3 separate regions of the Homo sapiens genome follow, and all the other regions are linked to region 3. A link is a contact called in ENCODE Hi-C or POLR2A ChIA-PET data. All regions are on one chromosome and are shown on one strand. The core of a region is the stretch at or near the end of the contact, and the rest is flanking DNA. Distances in the headings are between cores, read along the strand shown.

Region 1 (3,568 bases), core at 510-3,009, 670 kb before region 3:
GGCAACATAGTAGGACCCTGTCTCTACAAAAAATACAATTAGCTGGCATGGTGGTGCGTGCTTGTAGTCCCAGTTACTCGGGAGGCTGAGGTGGGAGGTTGAGGCTGCAGTGAGCTGCGATCAAGCCACTGCACTCCAGCCTGGGCAACAGAGCGACTCTGTCTCAAAAGAAAGAAAAAGTCCACTGTGGGCCGGGTGCGGTGGCTCACGCCTGTGATCCCAGTACTTTGGGAGGCAGAGGCAGGATCGCTTGAGGTCAAAAGTTTGAGACCAGCCTGGGCAACATAGCAAAACCCCATCTCTACAAAAATTGAAAATAAATTAGCCAGGTGCAGTGGTGCCGCCCGTGGTCCCAGCTACTTGGGAGGCTGAGGCAGGAGGATCACTTGAGCCCAGGCATTCAAGGCTGCAGTGAGCCATGACTGCACCACTGCACTCCAGCCTGGGCGACAGAATCAGACCTTCTTAAAAAAAAAAAAAAAAAGGCCGGGCGCGGTGGCTCACGCCTGTAATGCCAGCACTTTGGGAGGCCGAGGAGGGCATATTGCCTGAGCTCCTGAGTTTGCGACCAGCCTGGGCAACACGGTGAAACCCCGTCTCTACTAAAATACAAAAAATTAGCCGGGTGTGGTGGCGGGCGCCTGTAGTCCCAGCTACTCGGGAGGCTGAGGCAGGAGAATTGCTTGAACCCGGACAGTGGAGGTTGCTGTGAGCCGAGATCGCGCCACTGCACTCCAGCCTGGGCGACTGAGCGAGACTCCATCTCAAAAAATAAAAAAATAAAAAGAGGAAGGGAACGGAAGGGAGAGGGAGGGAGGGAGGAAGAGAGGAAGGGAGTGAAAACATCCACTGTGAAAACTGAGGGAGCGGGAAAGGGCTGTGCGTGGAGGATCCAGAGACCTGGTTTCTAGAGCAAGCCAGCTGTCAGGAACTTGCTGTTCGCTCTTGCTAACGCATCAACTTCCCTCTGCCTCAGTTTCTGCATTCGTAGCACCAAGGGCGTGTTCTAGGCGGTGAGATCCTTTCTAAGCCTCTAAAACCCCGTGGTCTGGTCCCCTCTCCATTCCTGTCCAGGGGAGCTCCTCGGGTGAGACGGCAGACCGTGCAACGCTGCACCTACACCCTCCCTCCTCGAGCTGGGCATCTCCAGGCTCTGGGAAGCCCCCCGCCCGCCCCCAGCCCGGGGGTCCCGAGACCCCTGCCAGAGGCTTCACAGTCGGAGGTCCCCCCGCTGCCCCTTCAGCTGCGACAACCGCCAGTGCACTGGCCTCAAGCAGTCGCCCGAATCCCCTCAAGCCCTGGACGCCGGCTAGCCCCCTAACACGTCCAGCTCGCACTCGCCACTGCAGCGGCGAACTGCGTTCCCGGCCGGCCAGGGGCTCCGCGTTCATTCTTAACCTCAGTCTTAAAGTTCTAGCTCACCCGCCTCCTCCTTAGCAAAGGGACCGCCTTCTCGCCCATGCTATTGGTAGGTAGAGCCGTCCCTCAGAGAAGAGGCAGGTCCAGATTCCCTTCGGAGGCTCTAATTGGCCTTCTTGACAGTCACTCGCCTGTATCTGGCTTACGATTGGTCTTTGGGGGACGAGGACTAGGCACCCCCTGCTTGCGGTCCCTCGGCCCGTTTTCCTGCTAGTGGAGTGCCGGTGTCCCCTCCTCTTGGTTGGACCTGATTGGCTCCACCTCCCGATCTGAGCATTGTGATTGGGTGCAGCTGCGCTGGGCGGGACGGCCTGGAGCGTCGGCCGTTGGCGAGCGCTCTATCCTTGTTCCCCTCCCTTCTCTCGTCAGACTCCGGCGCCGGAGCTCCACCCCCACTGACGGGTTCTGATTGGCCGCTTCTGACGCGTCTCGGGGCCACGATTGGTCCGTCCGGTCCCGGACACCGCTCCCTCCCCCTTGAGGCAACTACGGCGGCTCCAAGGAGGGGGTGGGGGAAGGAGGGACGGCCGGTCCCGTCAGTCAGGCAGCGGGAGCCGCCGGGAGCGGATGGCGGCGGCCGTAGCGGCTCCACTCGCCGCCGGGGGTGAGGAGGCGGCAGCCACGACCTCCGTGCCCGGGTCTCCAGGTCTGCCGGGGAGACGCAGTGCAGAGCGGGCCCTAGAGGAGGCCGTGGCCACCGGGACCCTGAACCTGTCTAACCGGCGCTTGAAGCACTTCCCCCGGGGCGCGGCCCGTAGCTACGACCTGTCAGACATCACCCAGGCTGGTGAGTGCAGCCGGGCCCCGGGCCCAACCGGGTCCCTCATTTGCATAGCCCCACCCCGGGCCCCGCCCGGCCCGGGAGTCGGGCCCGCCCCTTCACCTGGCGGCCAGGGTTGCTGCCCCTCCTGATTGCCCTAAACCTGCAGCCATCCTCTCCCATCTTTGAGAACCCCCTAGACAATGAACGTGCTTCTCGTTTGCACAGAACGCCCTGCGCCTCCGAGCGTTGGGAGAGATTCCTCCTTTCTCTTTATTTGCATATCTGCGCACCTGTAGGATGGTCCCGCCCCTCACCTGGTTGGCTTATTTACATGATCTCTTAACCTCAGCTCCAATCGGTCTATGAAGCAGTCCCCACGAGCTCCTCTAATAACTGCTTTCTCTCCCTCTTCATCTACACCTCTTAACCCCCGTCCCACCGAGATCCGAGCAGCCCCGGGCACCCCCTTCCCAGTGACTGGCCCCTAAGCCCGAGGTTTCTGCTTTCTGTGCCGCAACCCCGCCCCCTAAGGTCCTGGCCCTCTCCACTGTCCACGCAGCTCTCCAGCCTATGGGAAAGAAACAAATCTCTACCTCCCCTCACTCTTTTCTCCCTGAGCTCTTCCGCCTATTATCCCCAACCGGCTTATCTGAGATTCCTCCTCCTCCTTCCTAAGCCTGTGAGGTCACTGTGGAGCCTGTGACCTCATAGGGATCTTAGAATTCCCATTTCAGTTTCTGCTTTCCCCCGGGGGAGGGACTTGAGGCCGTTGCTGGAGGGAAGGAAATCTTATCTCCTAGCTGGGAGTGCTGGCCAGCTAGAGACTGTCCTTCCACGCCTCCACCCGCAGGATCTGTCCAACCATGCACCCTCCACCCTGGTGTCTGTGGATGGTAGGGGGTGGGGGACTTAACTGTGACAGGTGAGTCAAGCCTCAGCTACTCAGGAGGCAGCCTATGACCTTGGGCCGGCAGCTGGGGGTGGGGATCAGGATCAGGGAGGAGGACTGCATTCCCGAAGCCTCACCCCAGCCCAGGCCTCTTCCTCCTCTCATCTGCACGGTGGGGGACCAGAGCTGGAGGATAGTGCTTACTTCTCCCTAAGCAGGTGCCTGCTCACCTGGGAACACTCAGGCCGGCACTGGCACACATCCTCTTCCCTCTTCTGGGGAGAACCAGTCGAAACCTCCCCACTGATCTCGCCTGCTCTGCAACACTTGAGATGGGGAATGAGTGAGCTCCAGGAGCCATTCCTGCCCCTTACAGCCCTGTTCCCTCCCACCCCCACCTAACCCCACACTCCAGATTGACCTCAGCAGCTGTGTGACACTCACTGTCTGTTCCCTTCCCCTCCCCCTTGGTTGTTTTTTGACAAAGACCAAATGTT
Region 2 (3,821 bases), core at 840-3,339, 590 kb after region 3:
CTTGAAAATGCCCACAAAAGTGGGCATTTCTGTCCCCTGTTTAGGGTCAGTTTTCAAGACCGTGATTCACCTAGTTCCTAATCACTCTCATTAGCCAATCTAGCAACATCAAGTACTCCAACAAGGTCACCACACCCTCCTCAACATTCAGACAGGCTCCAGTCCAGGCACCAGCCTCACCAGCAGACCATTTTAAACTTCTTTATATAGGATTTGTTTCAGCATTGGATGAGACAACTAGATCAAAGTATCACCACTCCGCGTCCAAAATAGGAGTTTTCCGAAATGGTCCCTTCCTTTAACTGTGATTAACAGATGAACTCCAGAAGATCTCTGAATACTTTGTGGGAGAAAATAGCCATATAAGCTGGGTGTGGTGTCTCACACCCAAAATCCCAGCACTTTGGGAGGTCGAGGTGGGAGGATAGCTTGAGCTTAGGAGCTCCAGACCAGCTTGGGCCACATATGGAGACCCTGTCTTTACAAAAAATACAAAAAAAAAAAAAAAATTAGCCAGGCGCAGTGGCTCATGCCTGTAGTCACAGCTACTCGGGAGGCTGAGGCAGGAGAATCGCTTGAACCCAGGAGGTGGAGGTTGCAGTGAGCCAAGATCACACCACTGCACTCCAGTCTGGGTGACAGAGTGAGACTCTATCTCCAAAAATAAGTAAATAAAAATAAATGAAAATTAGCCCAGTGTGGTGGCACACGCCTGTAGTCCCAGCTACTCAGGAGGCTGAGGTGGGAGGATCTGTTAAGCCCAGGAGGTCGAGGCTGCAGGAAAAAAAAAAAAAAGGAAGACAACAACCACAGTTACCCACTCCCTAACAGGACAAAAACACCTTCCTGACTGATGCCCCTCCTCTGTTTTTAGATACCTGAAAACCCAGGCCCTATGTGAAACCACAAGACTAGATAAAATTGAGGAGAGAGGGCAGAACTAAGATAATCTCGGCAATTTAAGCTACGAGTTGACATAGACAGAAGGTTCCAAAGCTGCAGGAGAACAGATGGCTTTATAATCAAAGATTCTAAGCTATAACTGATTAAGTGCCTATCATGTTCCCAGCAGTGTTGTAAATACCGGGATGGGGCTAGAAACATAAATAAGGCTGACACCATTCTGGTCTTCAAGTCTGGAGGGTTGGTGTTTGGGGAGAGTGGAGGAGATAGAAAAGGAAAGGAAGACGGATATGCATAGAATGCCCAGAAGCAGTAATAATAGCTAATATTTATTGATCACCTACTCTCGGCCAGGAACTATTCTAAGCAATTTATGCAAATAAGCTCACTTGATTCTTAGCAAAACGGTAAGAATCTTTTTATTGCAGATGAGGAAACAGGCGCAGAGAAGCATCTTCCCAGGATCACTCAACAAAGTGGTGGTGCCAGGACTGGCATAAAAGATTCCACTAAATGAATAAGAGCGCCGAGAAGGGTGCAATTTTGACTTGGGGGAAGGCGGTACTCATGCAGGGAAATCTTAAAAGAACTCGGGAGAAGGTTTTTCTCGAGATCGAGAAGGTTCCCCATTAACCGAAGGATTGAGGGCTGCCCTAGAGAGCAGGCAAACATCCTATGGGCGCCTACTGTATGCAGGGATCGACTCTAGACACTAAAGAGATGAATAGTCCCGCGGGTCGCTCGATTACGGGAGATCCTCCTACTTGACACAATTTTAGAGACGGTGACAAATGCCCCCAGCAGAGGTGCAAGTAGGACCCTGGGGGCGCAGAAGGGGCCGTTAATTCGGGCATCGGAGGCGGCTAGGAGCTCGAACATCCTGAGAAAAGCTGCAGGGGATCCACGGAGAAAGGGGATCCCCGCCCCCTCAGGAGGCCCCGGCAGGGAGACCCGGCCGCGCCTCAGCCTCGGGGCCCCGCGGCCTGAGCCCCCGTCTCACTGCCCCCGCGGCAAGTCCGGCGCCAGGCCTGGACAAGAGAGGCCGACAGGGTGAGACGCTCGCCCCTGCTGGCCGTTACCTGGGATCGGGGGAGTCCGGACGGGCTCGGAGCGGAGGATTCGCGGACTCTGGGCAGTCGACGCGAACAGGCTCCGTCGGGCGCGGGCGGAGGACGGAAGCCCAGAGGGAGCGGCTGACAGATCCCGGAAGTGGACACGGCGCCTGCGCGTTGCGACCGCGCGGACGGTCCGCGCATGCGCACAGCTCGGGCGCGCAGTCCGGGGTTAGGCAGGCTGCAGTGGAGGAGGGTACGCCGTTCCATTGGCGTGGTACTGTCGGCGGCCCTTCAGAGGAGATGCTGCCCCACGGAACGCCTGGCAAGTGCTGGCGAAGCGGCATGGGCGTCCCACTCCGTTCCTCAACCAATTTCCTCACAATCGCGAGCCGAAGTGTGGCGCTTTGGCAGTTTCGCAAGGTCTTTTGTCAGGAGATGAGTTACTGAGGATTGGGGGTCTTTGGAGCTCTTGGACCTGAAGAACGATTAAGTTTTTCTCCCTTCAGAGAGCCAAGGTCAGAGCCAGTCTACCTCAGCGCTGCTCCCTGCAGGGAGCCTCCGCCCCCGCCGTGCTCCCTCTGTGGAAAGCCCCTGAAGCCCCCCAGGAACTTTCTCGACCCTTCCTGGGACAGAATCCCCTGCTCCCAAGCAGTTCCCTGCTCCCAAGATGGCGCAGCAGGGATAAAAGGGTTGGGGGAACTTGGCAAGGCCCCCAATTCACAGAGGACAGAGCCTGCCCCGCAGATGCAGCCTCCAAGAAATGCCCTGATCCCCACCTGCAATCAGGCTGCTGCCCTTGAACCCTAGAAATTCTGGAGCATCCCCAGCCCCCACAGATGGGGCTAATCGAGAGCTTTTCTTTTTTCTTTTTTTTTAGACAGGTTCTCAACCTGTAGCCCAGGCTGGAGTGCAGTGGCGCGATCATAGCTAACTGCAGCCTGGAACCCCTGGGCTCAAGCGATCCTCCCGCCTCAGCCCCCCGTGGAGCTGGGACTACAAGTGCACACCACCACGCCTGGCTAATTTTTATTTTTTGGTAGAGACAGGGTCTTGCTGTGTTGCTTAGGCTGGTCTTGAACTCCTGGGCTCAAGCGATCGTCCCTCTTTGGCCTCTCAAAGCCCTCAGATTACAGGTGTGAGCCACTGTGCCTGGCTAATTTTTATATTTTTTGTAAAGATGAGGTTTTCCTATGTTGTCCAGGCTGGTCTTGAACCCCTGGGCTCAAGCAATCCTCTAGCCTCTGCTTCCCAAAGCGATGTGAGCTCCCCCCCGCCGCCGCCCAGCGCCATGCCAGGCCAACCAAGGGCTTGTCTCCTTCCCTTTGGTATTGTAAGGTGAGGTTTATGTAGGTATACTTGTCAAACTCTCAATTTCAGACCCGCTGTGATCTTTTTGAGACGGAGCCTTTCTCTGTCGCCCAAGCTGGAGTGCAGTGGCGCGATCTCGGCTCACTGTAACCTCCGCCTCCCGGGTTCAAGCGATTCTCCTGCCTCAGCCTCCCGAGTAGCTGGGACTACAGCTGCGCGCCACCATGCCCGGCTAATTTTTGTATTTTTAGTATAGACGGGGTTTTGCAATGTTGGCGACGCTGGTGTCGAACTCCTGACTTCAGGTGATCCCGCCTGCCTCAGCCTCCCAAAGTGCTAGGGTTACAGGCGTGAGCCACCATGCCCTGCCAGACCCGCTATGTTCTTTGGAGTTAGTGCAGAGTTCCCCAACTCCTTGGCTGCTGACGGGTGTTGGTCTGTTGCCTGTTAGGAACCCATTGGCACATGAGGTGAGCAGGGCGAGCCAACGAAGTGTCATCTGTATTTACAGCCGCTCCCCATCTCTGGCATTACGGCCTGAGCTCTGCCTCCTGT
Region 3 (3,436 bases), core at 202-2,701:
AAGGGGAATAAATACTTTGCAGGAATGCTGAAACTTCTCATTCAATACTTAGGTAAACATATAGACACACAGATGCCATAAACACTCATGGTAAACATCAGTAACTGTTAAGAGCATTCCTTCCTGCTTGGTCCCTATTAAAGAACCAGATCCCTTCTCCATAGAGTATTCCAATTTGCAAAGAAAATCCATTCATTAGTTGTCCAATTTAAATGTTTTAGAAATATTCAGTGGAACTTTCATCAATAACCCCCAAACAGATACCTCAAGAACCCCTTTTTCTAATCATTTAATCATACTACTTACTGAGAAAAATTATTATAGGAAAGGCAGTATTTGATATTGGGACATAAAAAGAATGAAAAATCTGTTAAATAAGCAAAAGCCCATTAGCCTGAGGCTGTCTTGGTACTTGAGTTCCCATATAACAAAATACAACCTGACTTAGTATGTAAACGAACTGAAGCCTAACTTACTTTATTTTTTATAACAGCTGGGTTTCAGCCAATCACGGCCGAGCTTCAGCAAATAACAGACAGCCAACTGATCAGACCATGCCCCAATAAGGCAAATGCCTCATCATATCATTGTCAAATAAGGCAGACACCTAGATGTTAGCTAATGAGGTGATTTCTCTACTTTGCTTCCTATAAAAGCTAGCAGGTCATACTGCTGGACAGAGCTCTCTGAACCTCTTTTGGTTCTGAGTGCTGCCCAATTCATGAACTGTTCTTTGTGCAAATAGCTTCTATTAAATTTGTCAGTCCAGAGTTTTTTTTGTTTTAAACAAATATTCACAAGAAAAGGAAGAAAGTGGGAAGAATAAAAAGCAAAGCACCTCAGAAACACAAGATCGAAAATCCACTTAAGGGATATAGATAATTCCCTGAAACAGGTGAGCATATTATTTGTTGAAAGCCTCCATGGATGTTCTTTGGGATAGCAAAATGGTTGCTACTTTTCAAATTGGATACCAAAAAGGCAATGTATCTGCATCTCAGAATCCAAATCATCCCCACGTTAGCCAAACTCCAGGCCTACCAACACAGATCCTTCAAGTCTTCCTGGCCTTCCAGGCCCCTAGGCTGCAGCTCGCCCAGAACTCCTGGGACTCTAAAACTTAAATCGGTCTAACCAGCAGGCGAACACAGACCTGAACCCTCAAACTTGGAAAGAAAGATCATAGGCACCTCCCCGGTTGGCTCCCCCAGGGACCACAACGTCCGGCTCTAACGCCTTGCCCAAGTCCTCTGTAGCTTTCCACAGGCATTTCTGGGTCTCTATAGCTGTTTGGAGGAGCCACTCACCGGTCCCGTCCTGCCCCGCGCCTAGGCCTGAACCAACCCCCTCGCGGTTCCGGCGCGGATACCCAGCAGCTTCCGGTCTTGCGCGCTCAGGCCGGGCAACGTCCGTGCGTTCTTTTTGGGTCCTGAACCCCGGAAGAGAAACTGCGTTGTACCCTTTTACGTGAGGCGGTGACGGCGGTTCGGAAGTCGTCTGGCCTCCCCGCGGCCGCTCGCAGCTTGCTGGCCTCTCCCGCGCCTCACGTCGGACTCCGTCTCCGCGGCAGGGAAGCAGCATGGAAGCTGAGGACATCCAGGAGGAGTTGACCTGCCCCATCTGCCTGGACTATTTCCAGGACCCGGTGTCCATCGAGTGCGGCCACAACTTCTGCCGCGGCTGCCTGCACCGCAACTGGGCGCCGGGCGGCGGCCCGTTCCCCTGCCCCGAATGTCGGCACCCATCGGCGCCCGCCGCGCTGCGACCCAACTGGGCCCTGGCCAGGCTGACTGAGAAGACGCAGCGCCGGCGCCTGGGCCCCGTGCCCCCGGGCCTGTGCGGCCGCCACTGGGAGCCGCTGCGGCTCTTCTGCGAGGACGACCAGCGGCCAGTGTGCCTGGTGTGCAGGGAGTCCCAGGAGCACCAGACTCACGCCATGGCACCCATCGACGAGGCCTTCGAGAGCTACCGGGTGAGCTGGCCGTCGCGGTGACTATGACGGGGCTGTCAGTGTTGCCCGATAAAGTTTACTTAATGCTCCTAAAAGAGCCACGAAGTGGCTGTCATTCCTACTGGAAGCATGAAAAGCCCCTGAAACTCAAAGAAGTTAAGCAAAACACGAATTTCAGAGCTAGGGTTAAAACTGGAATGAGAGGAGGGGAGGTGCAAACCTCAGCAATCATTGTGCAGAATTTTCAATAAACTGGCCCTTGGGGAGCTCATAATAAAGAAAAACATACTGAGAGGGTGTGTGCCGCTGCTGTCCAATAGAAACCACATATGTAATTTAAAATCTTTCTGGTAAGATAAGGAAACGAGGTGACGTTAATTGTAATAATATATTTTATTTAATCTGATTACCCCAAATATTCAAAGCTGAGATGAAAATTATCAATGAGATTTTTTTTTTTTTTCTGAGATGGAGTCTCACTTTATTGCCCAGGCTGGAGCACAGTGGCGTGATCTTGGCTCACTGCAACCTCCTCCTCCGGGGTTCAAGCAGTTCTCCTGCCTCAGCCTCCCGAGTAGCTGGGATTACAGGCACACGCCACCACACCCGGTTAATTTTTGTTTTTTAGTATAGAGGGGTTTCACCATCTTGGCCAGGCTGGTCTCGAACTGCTGACCTCAAGTGATCTGCCCCGCTTGGCCTCCCATAGTGCTGGGATTAAGGTGTGAGTCACCACGCCCGGCCTCAATGAGATATTTTATACTCCTTTTTCATAATAGGTCTGAAATTGGTGTGTATTTTACATTTACAACACATAGCAGTTTGGAATATCCACGTTTCAGGTGCTTGTATGGCTAAATGGATACTGTATTGGACAGTGCCTGTCTGTATCTGTAAATGTCATAGACAGCTGATGATTTGGGAAAAGCCTAGCTTGTAATGATGAGGCTGGGTTTTGTTACTAGCTTCCTTCATCAGTTGGGAAAATCCTGTAACATTTGAATTTGGGGATTATCTGTCCTATCTCATGGGTTAAGAAGCTCCGGTTGAATAAATCACTTTACCTTACTCTGCTTCAGCCATACTGGCTTTCTTGCTTTTGTTTCAAGTCTGTTCTCTTTCTCTACCCACATCTATCCTTTAGATCCTTTTAGCTTTTAGCTTGAAGACCTTCCCTGATCATCCTTTCCAGAGTAGCCCCACCCCCTCCCATTACTGATGGTGTAACTCCAGTGGTCTCCAGCAGAATTGATATGCAGTAAGTACATGAACACATGAATTTATTTATTTATTTTATTATTATTGTTTTTGAGATGGAGTTTCGCTCTTGTTGCCCAGGCTGGAATGCAGTGGTGAGATCTCAACTCACTGCAACCTCCACCTCCCGGGTTCAAGTGATTCTCCTGCCTCAGCTTACCGAGTAGCTGGGATTACAGGCACCTGCCAGCATGCCCAGCTAATTTTGTATTTTTAGTGAAGACAGGG

What was found. A loop is a pair of places that touch in the nucleus more often than their neighbours do. ChIA-PET counts read pairs that join two places held with the same protein, here RNA polymerase II (POLR2A). Pooled maps may share reads with other maps.
Region 1: a pooled map shows a loop between it and region 3 (13-fold over the local background). The contact joins the promoter of FBXO24 here to the promoter of TRIM4 in region 3. A Hi-C loop is called at or near these places in 8 of 50 pooled maps. POLR2A ChIA-PET finds 5 or more read pairs at or near these places in 2 of 52 experiments (activated B cell and activated CD4-positive, alpha-beta T cell).
Region 2: a pooled map shows a loop between it and region 3 (8-fold over the local background). The contact joins the promoter of ARPC1A here to the promoter of TRIM4 in region 3. A Hi-C loop is called at or near these places in 8 of 50 pooled maps.

What each region holds. Positions count from the first base shown.
Region 1 is chr7:100,584,519-100,588,086 of GRCh38, reverse strand. It overlaps FBXO24 (F-box protein 24), which reads right to left and starts at 1,759. Exons shown (of 10, transcript NM_033506.3): 1 at 1,423-1,759. The coding sequence starts at 1,461. It overlaps LRCH4 (leucine rich repeats and calponin homology domain containing 4), which reads left to right and starts at 1,958. Exons shown (of 18, transcript NM_002319.5): 1 at 1,958-2,206. The coding sequence starts at 1,987. RefSeq lists silencers at 1,081-1,200, 1,961-2,390, 2,431-2,480 and enhancers at 2,622-3,135, 3,136-3,568.
Region 2 is chr7:99,324,166-99,327,986 of GRCh38, reverse strand. ARPC1A (actin related protein 2/3 complex subunit 1A) reads right to left here and starts at 2,089. Exons shown (of 10, transcript NM_006409.4): 1 at 1,983-2,089. LOC105375421 (a long non-coding RNA gene) reads left to right here and starts at 2,179. Exons shown (of 4, transcript XR_927798.3): 1 at 2,179-2,473. RefSeq lists a silencer at 1,809-1,988 and an enhancer at 1,964-2,523.
Region 3 is chr7:99,917,545-99,920,980 of GRCh38, reverse strand. It overlaps TRIM4 (tripartite motif containing 4), which reads left to right and starts at 1,451. Exons shown (of 6, transcript NM_033091.3): 1 at 1,451-1,972. The coding sequence starts at 1,580. LOC101927610 (a long non-coding RNA gene) reads right to left here and starts at 1,378. Exons shown (of 2, transcript XR_001745296.3): 1 at 1,154-1,378. RefSeq lists enhancers at 1,080-1,189, 1,430-1,509, 1,540-1,589 and a silencer at 1,720-1,879.